Linked DNA regions of Homo sapiens: region 2 is linked to region 1. A link is a loop called in an ENCODE intact Hi-C map of the cell type or tissue named here. Cell type or tissue: ovary. All regions are shown on one strand.

Region 1 (8,000 bases):
TGGGGGTAGGGGACGCCAGTGCCCATGGGGTCCGCTCCATCCCGGGGATCTCCTGAGTTGATCAGCTGAGTGTAGACTGCCAGAAGAGCCGGGCCTGCCCGCTGCTGTGCCCTTCTCTGGGGGGTTCTGGGCTGTGAGAGGGGAAGTGAGCCGAGGCTATGAGTCCTCGTTGCTTTAGGTTGGACCTACTGCAAAAGTGCAGGAAATAGTAGAGCAGAGGAGGTGGCACTGCTAGGGGCTGGGCTGAAGGCTTGGGGTAGAGGGCACAGCGGCTAGGAAAATGGGTTCTGGTCATGGGCCCTGGCTGACTTAGCGAATGTGCTGTGGGCCACAGGGCTTGGGAGCAGCGTCTGTGGGACCGGAGGAGCCATCTGCCATCCCCAGGTGGCCAGGGGAGAGGCCATCCTGGGAGCAGCAGTACACAGTGCACCTCAATGCCAAAGACCTGGCTGTTTTCTTTTTCCTATTTCAAACCCATCACAGACCAATACTTCCGTACCATACGTTATAAATGAATTACTGGGAAAAGCAAATGTGACAAAAACCGAGGTATCCAAAAACTCTAGGTCTGGATTTTTATTATTAAATTCTGTGGACATAAACTCAACCCGTCCAATTGCTATAAAAGTTTCTAGTTTCTGTACTTATCTCACTGTGGACTGGAACAGTTTGTGTCCACCAGGCACAGACTTCACTTTGCATAGCACTGGGGGAGGCCCTGTTTTCAGGTCTCTGAGGTGTCTGATGAACGTGGGAGGAGATGTATCCTTGTGCCCCCAAAGCATCCGGCCAGCCCAGAGCCTCTGGCTTCCCGAGCAGCTGCTGTTTAATCCCAGGGAGGTGCATGAACGAGGAGGGGAGAGGAGCCCTGTGTCCAGGCAGTAGCAGCAGACAAGACAGCGACAGAGTGGTGAGCACCGGCAAGGAATACAGCAGGGTGGCAGGCAATAGGGGACCATGGATGGAGCAGCCAGGATGGGGACTTCCCAGCCAAGATCTGGGGGCAAAAGGCCTAGCTCCTGTGTCCAAGGGAACAGACCCCTTTTGCTCACAGAGAAGCACAGCCAGGGATTCTCGATGGGGCTCTGGGGACAAAGTTTGGCACATGGTGGGGATGAATTCTGATGAGCTGCTCTTCAAGGAACCACAGGCTTCCCGTCAAGGAATGAGGCCCCCGTCTCTAGAAGAATTTTAGCATGGCAAAACCAAGGCGATGGCAGTCAGGAGGGGGCTGAGCTGTCCCCCCCACGGTGGGGACAGACTCTGGGGGATGTGAGACCATGACCCAGACTTGGGCAGAAAGTGGCCCAGATACTCGGTTCCTGTTATTCATCCCAAATTGTGACAGAAATAGACCAGCTCCCCACCTGCCGCTCCCCCATTGCCTGTCCCCCAGGCCTCACCAGGCTCCAGTGGGGATAAAATTGGTAGCACTTGTTTGAGTGACATGTTTGTCTTCTAGCTTATGAGAAGCCTCTGAGTTATCTCAAGTTTTTCCTAAAACAACATTTTTCTCCATTTCTTAAAAAAAAGCAGAAGAAAAGAGATGATCTTATTTTATACAATATACCACCAGCCAGGGAGCAGAGCATCGGCAACACTTGAGGTTGCATAGCAACTGGCTTTTCAATTGATTTTTTGAGAAGGTACCAAAGCTACTCAACTGTTCTCATTTTAAATATTTCCTAGGATGATGAAAATCAAAGCAAATGGAAATCAGAGACTTGGGGAGCATCAGAGAAGGACATAAAGTGTCTTGTTATAAAAAACCAGGTCAAGACAAAGTGTGGAATGCTTGCTGGAATTTTTCAGCATTGGAGGTGAAAGGTCTGAGAAATTCTGCATGTGAGTCTCTTAGTGGAAAGCACGAGAAGAGAGGTGCTGGGGGTGGGGGCTTGGTGTGCCCACCCACCCACCTATAGGGTAGAGGATTTAGAGTGGCCCAGCCATGGTGCAGGAAGGCCAGGAAGTGAAGGTCTGGGGAGGATATATCAAGGGCCCTGGGGATCTGGGACAGGGGATGAGGTGGGAAACACACCCCATGCCTCACCCCAGGGACAGCCCCCTGTCCTCCTGAGCATCTGGGTCCCAACCCCCAACCTGATAGGGGTGCAAGGCATGATGGCCCACCCACATCATCCTCCATCCACCTCCTCACCCAGACCTACCTGGGTCCAGAGAACTAGGAGGCACTAAGGCTGGACACTGCCCTTGGGAGGTGCCTTAGTCTGTTTGGGCTGCAATAACAGAAATACCTTAGACTGAGTAATTTATAACCAATGGAATTGTGTTACTCACTGTTCTGGGGGCTGGGAAGTCCAAGAGCAGGACGCCAGCAGAACTGATGTGTCGTAAGGACCCATTCCTCCTAGAGGGCACCTTCTAGCTGTGCCCTCGCATGATGGAAGGGTGAACAGGCTCCCTCAGGCTTCTTTTGTAAGGGTGCTAATCTCATTTATGGAGACTCCACCCTCATGACCTAATGACCTCTCAAAGACCACACTTCCTAATACCATAACATTGGTTCTCAGCTTTCAACCTTTCAAATGTGGGGGACACAACATTCAGATTCTAGCAGGAGGCCCCTCTTCTGCCTCCCCACAGGCCTGCACTGGCTCATGCCTGGGAAGGCTCAAGTTGAGAATCCTGTTCTGGCAGCTTGGCTCTCTCTGGGAATAGCTTCCCAGGCTTTGGGGAAGATGGCTGGAAACAAAATGCTGGAACGATATGGGAGTTCTGGCAGAGAAATGAGGTGCACGCCTCCTGCCCCAGCTCTCGTGGTTCTCTGTCGTGATGAGATTTGATCTGTAAGCCCTGCCTGGAACAAGAGACCTCCAGCCTTGGGGGAGCCCACTTTGCACTCAGCTGGGGGGCACGGTAGAACATGTGCTCACAGAGCAGGGATGGTGGGACCTTGTCCCTGCCATTCATTCTGGCTTTGTCCATACTCGTGGGACCTTTGGTGAGCAATTTAACATCATGGGGCCTTAGTTTCCCCCATAAGAGGAGGTCTGTGAAACCCCAGCACACAACAGGAATGACGACAATCATAAAGGCGTTCGTGCAAGTGACTGTTTGTAGAGCTTCTTCTGGGACAGGCACCGTCTGAAGCCCTTTATGTGACTTTATGCCCTCACCCCCACAGCAACCCTGTGGAGTAGGCGCTGTGATCATCCCCATTTGACAGTGAGGACCCTGGCTCCAGGGGGCGAGCGGCCTGCCCGGGGCCACACGCTGGTGGAGCCACTCTGCTCTGGGAGGAGGGGCTGGACTCTGTGATCCCGGCTGGTCAGGAGCACCAGCTTCAGGCTCCTTGTCCTGGTCCCCTGAGGGTCAGTTGCTCCCAACCAAGAGTGACTTTGCCACCCCTCCCCCCACCCGGGGGACATTTGGCAGTGTCTGGAGAGACTTTTGGTTGTCACGACTAGGGGGAGGGTTCCACTGGGTTCTGGCAAGGAGTGCCCAGGGGTGTGCTCAACATCCTGCCATGAACAGGGTGCCCGCCTCACCCAACAGGAATTATCTGGCCCCAAATATCTGGAGTGCTGAGGTTGAGAAATGTGGTCTGCTCACCAGAACCCAACCTCCCTGCTGTCCTATCCTGCACCTGTTTAGGAGGCTGGTCTGAGGCAGGAGGGCCCCTCTGGGATGGGGACGGTTGAGAAGCTTTGCTGAAGCCGCATCCCCTTGGGGGCATGAGCCAGCCCCAGCGGGTAGGCCAGTCCCCAGGGACTGGTGTTATACTCCATCAGTATCAACAGCACGGCAGAGACAAGGACAAGGGACATTTGTGGGCGCTGACTGCACCCTGCCTGAACTGTCATGGGCGGAAGCCCCCCAGCTCCAAGCTCGGAGCTGCAGTTGTGCCCATTTTGCAGGTGGGGACAAGTAAGGTAACTTGCCCAAGAACAGAGCAGATGAGATATTTCGGCCGGGCCTAGAGCTGCCCAGGTGACCTCACCTGCCACCTGCAGTGGACTTGGTGAGCCTCGGTCGCGTGGCGGCCTGCGGGGCTGGCTGAGTGCGCCTTGCCCAGCAGGCAGAGCCTCCTGGCGGGGCGGGCGCGGTTCCAGCGGAGGCGGCCTCCAGGCTGCTGATCCCCATCCCGGTTTCCTCCCACGTCTCCTTGACTGAAGGAGGGAAGAGCATAGATAATTCAGCTCCTTCCAGAGCAAACAATGGAAATGTCGGAGAGCAACGATTGGAACAGAACTTTTTGCTCAGGTCATAATTGATGTATTTAGGGTGAGGCCCAGAGGCTGTCTTGGGGCCGCTGGGGCCCCGGGAGCCCGGGTGCGGCCGCGGAGTCTGGGCGCCGGGTGCGTCCCCGGCCCGGGCCGCTGTTCTCGCGGCAGCAGCGCCACCTGGTGGCCGCTCGGGCCCGGCCCTTCCTCTGCCCGCCCCGCGCGGGGGGCAGCACCCCGACCTCTTTCCGGCTGTGGGACTCAGGCGAGTCCTTTCAGTTGTCTGAGACGCAGTTCGTCATCCGGAAGGTAGGAAAATGAAGTGGAAGCGAGGTGTCGTGTGCCAAGCCTGAGCCTAGCGGGGCGCTCCTTGCGGACGGTGACTTCCTGCTGGGGTCAGCATCTGCCGGGGCGGCCCTTTGGGCTCACTTCCCCAGGCCTCCCGAGAACGTCCCCGCAGCCGGCGCCTCCCTCCCTGCCCAGCCTGGCTCCTGAGGGTGCTCGTGTTCATTCCTTCATCACTGAGCGCCCAGCAGCCGGGGTCCTCTGGCCGCGTTCGCTGCCTCATCCTGGCATGGAGAGCAGAAGCCGGGATTGCTCCGTGAAGGGAGGAGTGGGGCTACTGAGGGCAGGCGTGGGCCAGGGCTGGGGCACAGACTCGGGCCCAGCAACCACCCGGCCCTCAAGGAGCTTAGGCTTTAGTGACTCAGAGGCCAGCGACAGCAACAGGCACATCCCCAGTAGGTGCCCCATCTGGCAGGTGACCGATCGCACGCAGGAGGAGGGACCCGGCGGGCAGCTCAGAGCCAGGGTCCCGCGGCCAGGATGGGGCTGGGACTTGGAGCTGGACGCAGCCTACTCGTCCACCCAAGGCCCACGGGCCCCCTAAGCTCCTGGCTGTTCCCTGAGGCCCGTGGGGTTACCCAGACCCCTGCAGGCTGGGCCTGAGGTTCAGGGGCCCGCAGTGTTTCCTCACCCTTGCCCTGGCCAAGCCTCCTGACAGCCCTGGGGAGCATTCAGCAAAGTGACCTTCTGACCCAAGGTGAGGGCCATCAAGCTCTTGCCTCCCTAAGGCCCTCAGATCTGCCCTCTCCACCTCATGGTGGGATCCCTGGGTCTTTCAGGCATGTCCTCAGACCCTTTCCAGCCCGGGCCAGGGGAGCCAAACAGGCTGAACCCGGAGGAAACACCATCCTTCTTGGGACCAGGCTCCCGGTGCTGCTGTGGGAGGGCCCCAGGGGCCTGGACGAGTGTCTGCCTCCTGCATCTGGGCAGCTCTGTGAACCAGCATAGCAAGGAGGGTCTCCATGTGGACATAGGTGGGCACTCATGATGGCCAAGGAGGACCCTGCACTCTGGAAGAGCCAGCCTGGTCCAGGGCCCCAGAGCACTCGGGCAGTGGAGCCCAGTTGGGAGCCCATGTCTGCAGTGGTCGATGTCACCTCCAAACAGGGGTGGCAGAGCCCTCCATGAGGGGTGACGACTGTCCTGGGGCCCCTGTAGAGGATCCGATCAGCCTCTTGGAAGCTCATCTGTTCCCGTGCTCTGAGCTAGGGTCAGCCCACTCAGGACTCCTCCTGCATCCTGGGCTGGATGGGCCCCTGGACTTCATCCACAGCCCTACTGCAGGCTTCTCCCGCCTGGCTCTTCTGGGGCCCTAGGCTGGACCTGGGAGTTCTGGGAGCTGCTGCCGCTGTGAAGAGTCTGCCCTCAGAGGCCCTGCCTCACTCAGGAGGTGGACCCTGCAGCTACCATGCAGCCCCAGGGCCTCGAAATGTCCATCCCCGGTCATACAGCACCATCTACCGCCCCCTGCTCTGGAGGCTGGGTGCCCGCGGCTGCCCCTGGGAGGGACTGGCTGCCCTGTAAAGTCCCTGGCTGGTCCTGCAGCCACCCCCTTTGCAGAGCCCAGGGTGCTACGGCTCACTCCTGGTCCCCCCCTCAGCACAGCTAGGAACAGGTGGAGTCACACAGACAGACTTTCCTAGAGGAGCCGTGCAGAGCCGAGCAGGCAGCTGGAAGTCAGGTGCATTCAGGACTGGGAGGGACGTAGATGACCAGGGCGAGCTGGTGAAAGACTCCTCAGTGGAAACAAGCAGTGCAGCCTCCCTCACTTCTGGAGGAGATCCATATATGAGAAATGTGTCTTCTTCTCGCTCAGGGGAAGCACAGTTCCCAGGCTTGATACATAGCAAGGGCACAGGATGGTGGGGGCTGGGGTGCCCCAGGCAGCAGGGACCCATCTGGCCTCCTGCATGCAGGCCAGGTGGCAGAGGAGCAAAGGAGGTCGCATCCCAGCAGGTGGTCCCGCTGGAGCCCAAGTGACCCACAGGGGAGTTCACTGCATGTCAGGACAGTATCCTTGGCTGGAGGTCTCAGCGGAGAGACCTGAGCTTGGCTCTTCCCTTGGGTTCCGACTGCCTCCAGTAGCGAGGGCCTTGCCCTGTCCACGGCCAGCCCAGACTTCCCTCCTGGGCCGCAGACCTGTCCAGCTGCCCCGATGTCTCTGCCTGGACATCAGTTTCTTTCTGTGAGGAGTCCTTAGAGGCATGCAGAACCCAAGGCTGCCTGTAGCTCTCATGGAGTGGGAGGAGTGGGTGGAGGAAAGGGGGCTCTGGGGTGCATGAGCCTGAGTTTGCGGATGGTTGTTTTGGGTGCTGCCACCAGGCAAACCCACTTCAGCCAGTTTTCAGTCCTTTCGAACCTGTGCTCCATGGGCCTAACATGGGTCCCAGCTACGGCTTGGGACTGATCACCCACAAGGGCTGCACCCCCAGAAGTGGGAGAGCTCCCAAAGCAAAACAGCCCAGCTCTTCCCAACGAGCAAGCTGGCCAGGAAAGACATTGCCGTGACCATGTTTCCTGCACTGCGGACCCCACGCTCTTCCTCTGGCACTTGCCGTCCCCTTCCCGCGCCGCCTCTTCTGCCTTGCTACCAATCCCCAAAGCCAGACACTGGTGCCGTCTCTGCCTCATTGCTCCCGCCCTGCAGCCCTGATGCCTCTCAGCTCCTGCCACCAGGTCCTGACCCTCCTGACGTGGCACCAGCCACACCTGCATGCATCTCAGTGCCACACTGTCCCCTTCTATCCCCACTCCTTCCTCACTGACCCAAAGGGCTGTTTTAAGAATGCACACAGACCTTGCCCTGGCCTCTGGGCACAAGGTCAATGTCTGGGCCTCATGGGTACCCCATAGCCCTTGAATGCTCCAGACCCAGCAAGGACAAGATCTCTGCCCCTGGGCTCCTCTGTGCCCGTCAGAGATAGGCTGGGACCTTGGAGATGTTGGGACGTTGGCAGAGAGAGAGAGGAAGCACAAGCAGCTCTGTGGCTTGTCAGTTAAGCTCCCAGTGGCAGGTTGAGTCCTGGGGTGCCCGGACACTGAGGTAACCCTCTCCTCTACTTCTTGGGGTACCCCCTGCTGGGACCCAGGCTCCCAGGGTCTAGCACACTCTCATGTCTCCTGAAGTCCTGCCTCCCAGGGCTCCCCTGGCCCCAGTGCAGCTTCCCCTCCCTGTGCCCATGCACCCCAGCCCTCCCCTCTGCCCCCTCCTCAGGGAGTCTCCTCAGAACCCCAAAGCCAGAAGGGGGTCATAGACCCCTTTAGCTCTGGACCCTGCAGCACAACCTCCTTGGGGTTGGAGAACGAAAGTGGCAGGCTGCCTTCTTGGACTGGGCCGAGAACAAAGCGAGGCAAGAACAAAAACACAAATCAATATTTCAATAAATTGTCTTGCCGCAGCAGCAAGATCACTTTGGCTGCTAAGACGGGCTGGGAACCCAGGCTGAACCACAGAAGCCAGCATCTGGGAGG
Region 2 (8,000 bases), 240 kb before region 1:
TTGCTCTCTGGTGCCCACGCTATATGTTCTAATCCTTGGGCTGTTGGAGAAAGAAGGTCTGATGCCCAGCACTCAGCCCACATTAGGGCCCAGGAAGCTGGGAAGAGGACTGGAAGGGGACATCCACCCAGGCCTGGCCAGCCAGAACCCAGGGAGAATCAGCAAGGTAGGAAACCATACCTTGGAACCCTGCCTCCACCATCTCTGTGACTTTCCAGGACCTCAGACCCTCCTGGCCTCCACCGAGGGCCAATGTGGAGGAGTCAGCCTCCCACCGGGACACACAGGGCCACTCAGATGGCGCAGATGGAGGGCGTTGAGTGAGGCATGACTCACAGTGCTGCAGGCAGGAGGAGGCAACCCGCAGGCAGGGGGTCGGGGAGTTACCATCAGGGGCTGGAGACAGCAGAGCCGTGGCCACCTTAGGCAGCAGGGCCAAGAAAGGAAGCAGTGTTGACCAAGCATCTTTTTTTTTCTTTTTTTTGAGATGGAGTCTCGCTCTGTCGCCCAGGCTGGAGTGCAATGGCGCGATCTCGGCTCACTGCAAGCTCCGCCTCCTGGGTTCATGCCATTCTCCTGCCTCAGCCTCCCGAATAGCTGGGACTACAGGCACCCGCCACCACGCCCGGCTAATTTTTTGTATTTTTAGTAGAGACGGGGTTTCACCATGTTAGCCAGGATGGTCTCGATCTCCTGACCTCGTGATCTGCCCGCCTCGGCCTCCCAAAGTGCTGGGATTACAGGCATGAGCCACCACGCCCGGCCGGCCAAGCATCTTTTAATGAAATATACTAAACACACTTCCATCAGGTTTGTATAGATGGTCTCTGAGGTGCAGAGCAGAGAAGCAGCCAGCGTGTGTGTGTGTGTGTGTGTGTGTGTGTGTGTGTGTGTGTGTGTCTGGGCAGTGTGGATGGTGTGAATGAGTGGGTGACAGTGTGCCCACCTGGAATACCTTCCCCCACCGCCACTTCTTCCACTTGGCCTTGAAACCTCCCTTTCCCCGTCCCACTCCCACAGCTGAGCGGCCTCCTCCTGCTGTCCCCTTTGTGTGGGATTTCGGGGCAGGCGCCCGATCCCAATTCCACAGTGCCTTCCGTGAACACTGCACACAGCAGCTCATCTGTAAGTATCTGTGGAGTAGATGATTTAATCAATCCATGAATTAGTAATTGCAGCAAAGTGGACAAGGTGTCAGTTGGATATGTAAGGGAGAAAAGGAAAGGAAAAAAGACAAAAGCACATGAGAGAAATACGAAGGCACTGGAGGGCGGGGCGGGTGGAGCGGGAGCAAGGTGTTCCATAGCACTCGGAAGATGCCACGAGGGGCCCCTCACGCAGACGGAGGGGCGGGCGGTTGCAGCTCCCTGTGCTGACAGCCGCACGTCACTCGGCTCGAGTGAGCTGCTCCCTCTGCGTGGAATATCCGATATCCTGCCCCGGTTGACCTTCCGATTTCTCCCTCAAGATCAAGTCAAATGCCTTTCCTCTGTAAAACACTATCCCTGCATGCATCCCTCCCCTCCCACCTGACCCCAGCCACGATAGAATTACCTTTCCCCCTGGCCAAGTGGGAGGAATGTGGCAATTCTTACATCCTTTCAGTAAAGCCTTTACCCTAATCCATCCCAGCTGTCAATGTTTCATCCCATGTCTTCCTCAAGGACAAGGGCATTATCCAATTCTTCTTGTAGATACTCAACAAGTTGGTTGAATCCATTTGAAGTTTGGCTATTTAGTCTCAGGTATTCCAGAAATGTGGCCAGTGAGAGTCGTGCCCCAGGAGTGTAATATATTTGACGTTTACTTTCAAAGGTTTAAGACGTAAGACCTGTAAAGGCAGGGAACTGGCTTAGCACAGCTCAGAGGACTCTGTCCAGCATTAGACCAGGGCGCTTCACAGGAAAGAATTATTGTTCAATAGTGGCAACTTCTCGAACTGTTAAATTGGGCCTGCTGAAAGCCTAAGGCTACTCATGTCAGCTTTACTTTCTTCTTCTTTCATTCCCCTGCTTTAAAAGAGTCATCCATCGTGGTTTAATTCAAGACAGTCTCCAACCTTCAATCAGCGCAGTTCCACCCGTGTTTACTGAGCCTGTGCCCTCATCAGGCCTCTGTGGGGTGCTGGGCTCAGGTGGGGGAGGCAGGGAACTGTGGGATGAGGGCATGTTGGGTGTGCTCAGTGGTGGGTTCAGCCCCACAAAGGCCAGGGGGCTTGGGCCAAGCTTGGGAGGCTGGGGATGGACACTGGCCGAAGGCGGCAGCTCCGGGTATGTGGTGTGCAGTGGAGCTCCGAGCTCTCTGAACTCCAGGCTCCTGCTGGCTGGTTGAGATGGCTGTTCTCTTCTCTCTGCCTTGATGTAAAGTGGGGCTAATAACAGAACCGCCCCATGGGGTTATGGTGAGGCCTTGGCGAGACAGTGAATGTGGTGGAGTGCTTAGCCCAGGCCTGGCCCCAGGCGGGGCTCAGGACACAGGGCTGTGCTTATTATGAAGTGGTCTGGGATGACATCACCGTGGAGGGGGAGCCATGGGTAGCCCATGGGGCAGGACCAGGGCCGAGGCACAGGCTCAGCCTGACTCTCTGACCCTAGAGCTCTGCTCGGTACCATCACCTCCCACTGTCATGCTGCCCTCCCACCCACAAGCCCAGCCCTGCTGCCTGGGCGAGCCTGGGGGTCCAGGCTGCAGCCCCAAGGTGAAGGGCAGTCTGTGGCATGCTCATCCTCTGGGTTCTCTGGTGTTCAGGCTTCAGCAGAGGCTGTGAGGGAATCCAGAAGCCTTCAGGGAGGGTGAGAAAGAGGCCAGGAGCTGGAGGAATTTCCCCAGCCAGGCGCAGTGTCTGCCAGTGGTGTGGCGAGGAGCACAGCCAAGACTTGCCCCAGTGTGGGAGCCATCTGGAGCCCAGGGCTCTGCCTCATTGTTGGCTACATCTGCTTGCAGACACTGCCCATCTCTCCCTTTCCAGGAGTCCATGCAGAGCTTGGACCCAGCCCGGGGCCCCGCCATCATCTGATGCTTCAAGGTCCCCAGATCCCTGAGTGTGGAGCTGTGGCCAGGTGGCCTGGCCGAGACCAAAGCTAGCCTTTGACAGTGCTGCTGCAGTCTGCACGGGGGCTTTAGGGTCCCTGGCCTGCCCGTGATGGGCCTCTGAGAGAAGCTCTCGGTGATGGAGCAGCTTTTACAAATGGAAGCACTAATTAAGACGTTTGAATGTCTTCCATATTCCTAATTCTTTGTTCTTCTCCTTTATGTAATAGAGATGATCCTGCCTAGCTCATTACCAGCTGGTTTAGTAAACATCTAGAGACTACAAGGATATTTTATTTTAATTGCCTGAGCCTCAGGATTATGGAAACAAGATGGTAGGGGGAAGGGCTGAGGAGTGAGACTGGGAAGAAAACGCTTGACCCGAAGTTCTCATCTGGAAGAGTGAGGCCTGGCTGCTTTGGCTGTTGGAGCAGGTTTAGCGCTTTTGACCCAGGCCCAGGAAAGAGTGAGAGGCACCTGGAGGAGCCTGTGCCTCTGCCGGCTGATGAGAGGGCAGGTCCTGGGCCAGTCAATGAAACACATTTCTCCTTCATAAACGTGGCAAACAGCATAAAAATATGTCTTATTTTCTAAGTTGCATGAATCAAAAGCTGGCAAGGGGCCCGAGAGGCAAGAGCTGTTTGCTCTGCAGCAGACGTGTGCATGGTGTCCTGAGGCCTGGCTCCGGGTTCTTCCCATGGGAACACTGCTTCCCAGACCAGGGCTCCAAGCTAGCCTGGGAGGGCGGGGGACAGGTGGAGGGCTGGCCTGAGGGCCGGTGGGAGAAGAGCAGGGTGCAGGAGCTAAGTGGGGGGTTACCAACAGGGAGGAGCTACATGTGAGGGGCCACTGGCAGGCCAGGCACCAGATCAGCTGCAGTGGCCCTGCAGTGAGGCCCGTGAGTATCCCCTGGCCAGCAGAGAAGCTGATTAGCGGTGTCCTCCGGGGCCCAGGACTCGCTGCACAAATGGACCTGAGGGCCCCAGCTTTACCAGCAACAGCTGAGGGTAGCATACAGGGGCCCAGTAAGAAGCTGGAGACTGAAGCTCCCCCGGGGCCTCCTGGTGGGCTGCTCCCAGGCCTGTTGCTGGGGCCGGAGGAACAGCGCCTGCCAACAGCCTGCTCTGCTGACACCTACAGCGGTGTGCTGAGGGACCTGTCCAGCTTCCCCAGGTCCAGCAGCAGCAGCAGGTCCACATCCTGTGGTCTGGCTTTTGGAAGGTTTTGACACCTCTGCAAACAAGCCTGGTGTGTTGTTCTAAAAGTGGGTTCCCCAGGACTGTCACTGCCCCGCGGGGGAGGGGGAACAGCATCTCCTGGAATCGCCATCCTGCCTGCTGCCATCACTCCCTGGGGATACCCTCGGACCTCGTAGCCTTTGCATCCCATCTTGCAGCTGTAGCTGGCAGGGCTGGTGAGGGCTGGTCAGATAGCCTGGGGGGTGGGGGCGAGGCTGGGAGCCAGGGCTGAGGAAGCGGGTCAGAGAGGATGCTACCCACGTGGGAGAGGCCGGATGTACCTCCTCATGGTCATGTCACTGTCCTGAGCCACGCAAATCATGCCCCTGTCCCTGCCCTGCCACAGGTGGCATTCTCTGGGCTTACCTGAAAGAGTCCCTGCCTGACCTTATTAAAACCGGGATCCACCATAAATGCCAGTTCTCCATCCTTGACCCACAGCATGTGCATTTATGGCCGAGAAAAACTCACTAGGGCCAGAGCACTTCCCAGCTAGGGAAGCGCTGGCTCATTAGGGAGGCCGAGCTGGTCCTGGCGGTTCTAGTGAGCTGTGAAAACCACTCGGGAATGGGAGAATTAGCAGAGAAGGTGTCTTCGAATTCCCAGAGGAGCTTCTTCTGTCTAATTTTGGAGTGTGCAGGCCCAGGTGTTTCATGGGAAGGGGCTAACAAACTGGATCTTATGTTTTGAGAATCTAAACAGAGTGTAGGGGATAAATCCCCCACAGAGGAGCTGTCACTGACCTAGGTCTCCCCAGCTTTTGGTTGGGGAAGGTGAGGTGGGCTGGGTGGGGCCAGGCTGGAGTCTGCTAGGTCCTCAGAACATGTGGAACGTGGGTGTGGGCACAGACAGTGGCTGCCAGGAGTCCAGACAGAGCCTGTCTAGGACTCTGGCCTGTTCCCAGGTCAAGGAGGCAGGTCCAGCAGGGAGAGAGGCCCAGATGGAGGGATGGGAGGCCCCTGTCAGTTTATTCTCAGGCACCTACCCCAGTGGCTCAAGTGGGGGAGATGAGCCAGTGACAGGAGGGCCTAGTGCAGCCAGGCCAGGGGCTCCCACAGTGTCAGCAGGGTCTTGTCCTTCGGTCCTTCTCACCCTGCTCCCCACACAAGACCTCAGGAGCTCCAGGCTCCTGCTGGCTCATTCACCCCAGTGGGTTGGGGGACAGAGTCTTTTGCCCAAAACTTCCAGGCAGCGTCCCAGCCCTGATCATTCTCAGAAGGAAGTCAAGGGGCTACAGACACCAGTAGACCTACAGAAAGGGACCCTTGAGCAGAAACACATAACACTCCAGGGCACCTGGTCTCCTCACCAAAGACTCACCACTGGGGGCACCAAGGCAGGCAAGGAGAGAGCCCCAATTCATGCAGGAAGGCAGCCAGTTTCCTCTGCTGGCCCTCCAGGGCAGTGGTGTGTGCCCTTGACCTAGGCCAGCAAGACCAGGTGTCCACGGAACAAGTGGCCTGAAGGCCCTGTGCTCCCCGCTGTGTGTGGCGTGACCAGCAGAGGCCAGCAGGGCTCCAGCTCAGTGGATATGTCTGTGCTGTCATCTCTCAGCTCACAGATCCCAGAGCTTCTCTTTCTGGATCTGTCATTCTCTCTGCGCCCCTGCTCCAGCACTCTGTTGCTTTTCTTTCTACCTGGTTGACTGCCCCTTCTCTGTCTCTCCCTCCTTTATACAATCATTAAACTCAGCCCCTGTCCTCAGCTCTTGTTCCTGCTCACTTTAAACCATCTCCAGGCAAAGCTGTGTGGGCTGATGATTCCCAACTTAGGAACTCCATCCTTGAGCTTGGACAGGCCACTTACCATTCCAGCTACTCTAAAGCTTGAACTCACTCTCCCCCATCCATCTGCTCCTCCTCCAGTCTTCCCCATGGGAGCATATCCTCCCCTCGCTCCATCTCAGGACTGGGAACAAGATCTGCACCAGCCACCCCTGGAGCTGGTGGAGGGCTTTGCACAGGCATGGCCCAAAGCAGACCCACCGTGGGATGGAGCTTTCCAGGGGCTACCCCCTTCTAGCTCCCATTATCAGTCCCACAATCTCCAACAGGCCCAGGGGAGGGAGATTCTGAGGGCCGGCCACTGGAACAGGAAACCTGTGCAAAGAGTTTGGGACTTCTTGATGCCCAAGCAATGAAATGCTGATTTGGAGGCACTGGCTCTTGTCACAGAAGCTGAGAGGTAGGTCAGGAAGTCACCCTAGGTACCTCTCCTTCACTGTCCACACCCAAACAATCCCCAAGTCCTATTTATTTGACCTCCAGAGGAGTCTCAAATCCATGCTTTCTCTTCCTCCCCACTACAACCTCCTGGCCAAGTCATCATTCTCTCCCATCTGGACTCTGAGTTCCCTCACTGTCTCCCCAAGTCTTCTTCAGCCTGTTCTCCACTCAACATCAAGCACAGTCCCTGGCACCTAGTAGGGGCTCAGCTTACACTCATGCCGTGGACGGACGTGGCTGCTTTTACCTTCCAGCAGGCCTTGGTGCAGGAGCTTTGCTTCTCAGGGTGTATGTCATACCCCTGGATGGTGGGGATTGTTGCTGCTATTTTTGGCTTGCTGGGAAGAAAAATAACAACTTGTCCTCATTATTAAAACTGGAGGAGAAATACTACTTCACCAGAGTAGGTAGGAATCACAGTGAGAACACCTGGTGTTTTGGCCACAGGTCCACTTAGTAGATGGTCTCTGGTTGGAATTATCATTGCTCATGTCCTACCCTGTGGGAAAAAAAAAACATTTTATTTTGAAATAATTGTACACTTGTAGGAAGTTGCAAAAATTGTACAGAGTCCCTTGTAAGCTTCCCTCAGCTAATCTTAATGCTGACATCTTATATAACCACAGCACAAGATCAAAACCAGGGAATTGACATTGATATTACAATGCTACTAGACTCTAGACCTTATTCAGTTCTCATTATTGTTGAGATGGTAATCATTCCTCTCTCTCTCTCCGTTTCTATGCAATTTCATCCCGTGTATAAATTTTGATAACCACCACCACAGTCAAGACACAGAACTGTTCATCATCACAAATGCACACCCTTGCACTACCTCTTCGTATTTGGTATTTGCAACCTCCCCCTCCCTGTCCCTGTCTTCTAGCAACTACTAATCTGTTCTCCATCTCTATCATTTTGTCATTATGAGAATGTTGTACAAATGGAATCACACACTGCATCATCTTTCAAGGTTGACTTTTCACTCAGTGTTTGTTCTCTTGAGATCCATGTAACAATAGTTTGTTCCTTTTTACTGCTGAGTAGTGTTCCATTATATGCACGTACCAGAGTTTCTGCAAATATGGTGAATAAAAATTCTATCGATAGTCACGTATAGGTTTTTGCACAAACATCAGTTTTCATTTCTCTGAATAAATGCCCAAGAGTGTGAGGGCTGGGTATTATGATGCGTGCTTAGCTTTGTGAGACACTGACAATTTTACATTCTCACTAGCAATGGATAAGAGAACCACTTTCTGTGGATTCTTGTTAGCATTTTTTTTTAACCATAGTTGTTTTCATAGGTGTGTAGTGATATTTCCTTCTGCTTTTCATTTGCATTTCCCTAATGGTCAATGATGAGGAACATGTTTCTGCGTGCTTTTGTTTTTTTTTTTTTTGAGACAGAGTTTCGCTCTGTCACCCAGGCTGGAGTGCAGTGGTGCCATCTGCAAGCTCCGCCTCCCGGGTTCACGCCATTCTCCTGCCTCAGCCTCCTGAGTAG

What was found. Peaks named below come from ENCODE experiments on the same cell type or tissue, not always from the same donor. Only the 100,000 strongest peaks of a DNase experiment are listed, where the experiment ranks them.
Region 2: a loop joins it to region 1, with 2.4 times the contacts of the local background. A loop is called at or near these places in 13 of 110 quality-filtered maps.

Annotation. Positions count from the first base shown.
Region 1 is chr5:179,163,646-179,171,645 of GRCh38, reverse strand. The region is part of intron 5 of ADAMTS2 (ADAM metallopeptidase with thrombospondin type 1 motif 2); the gene reads left to right. Among named protein-coding and RNA genes, the nearest start is that of ZNF354C, 110 kb to the right of the region's middle. RefSeq lists a silencer at 4,234-4,443 and an enhancer at 4,057-4,558. In ovary, a CTCF peak has its summit at 4,365 (motif pointing left); DNase peaks (open chromatin) are centred at 4,065, 4,375, 5,035, 7,625 and 5 weaker places; H3K4me3 peaks cover 594 bases.
Region 2 is chr5:179,402,266-179,410,265 of GRCh38, reverse strand. No RefSeq gene overlaps it. Among named protein-coding and RNA genes, the nearest start is that of ADAMTS2, 61 kb to the right of the region's middle. In ovary, no CTCF peak of the experiment used is centred here; DNase peaks (open chromatin) are centred at 255, 3,655, 4,445, 5,765 and 1 weaker place.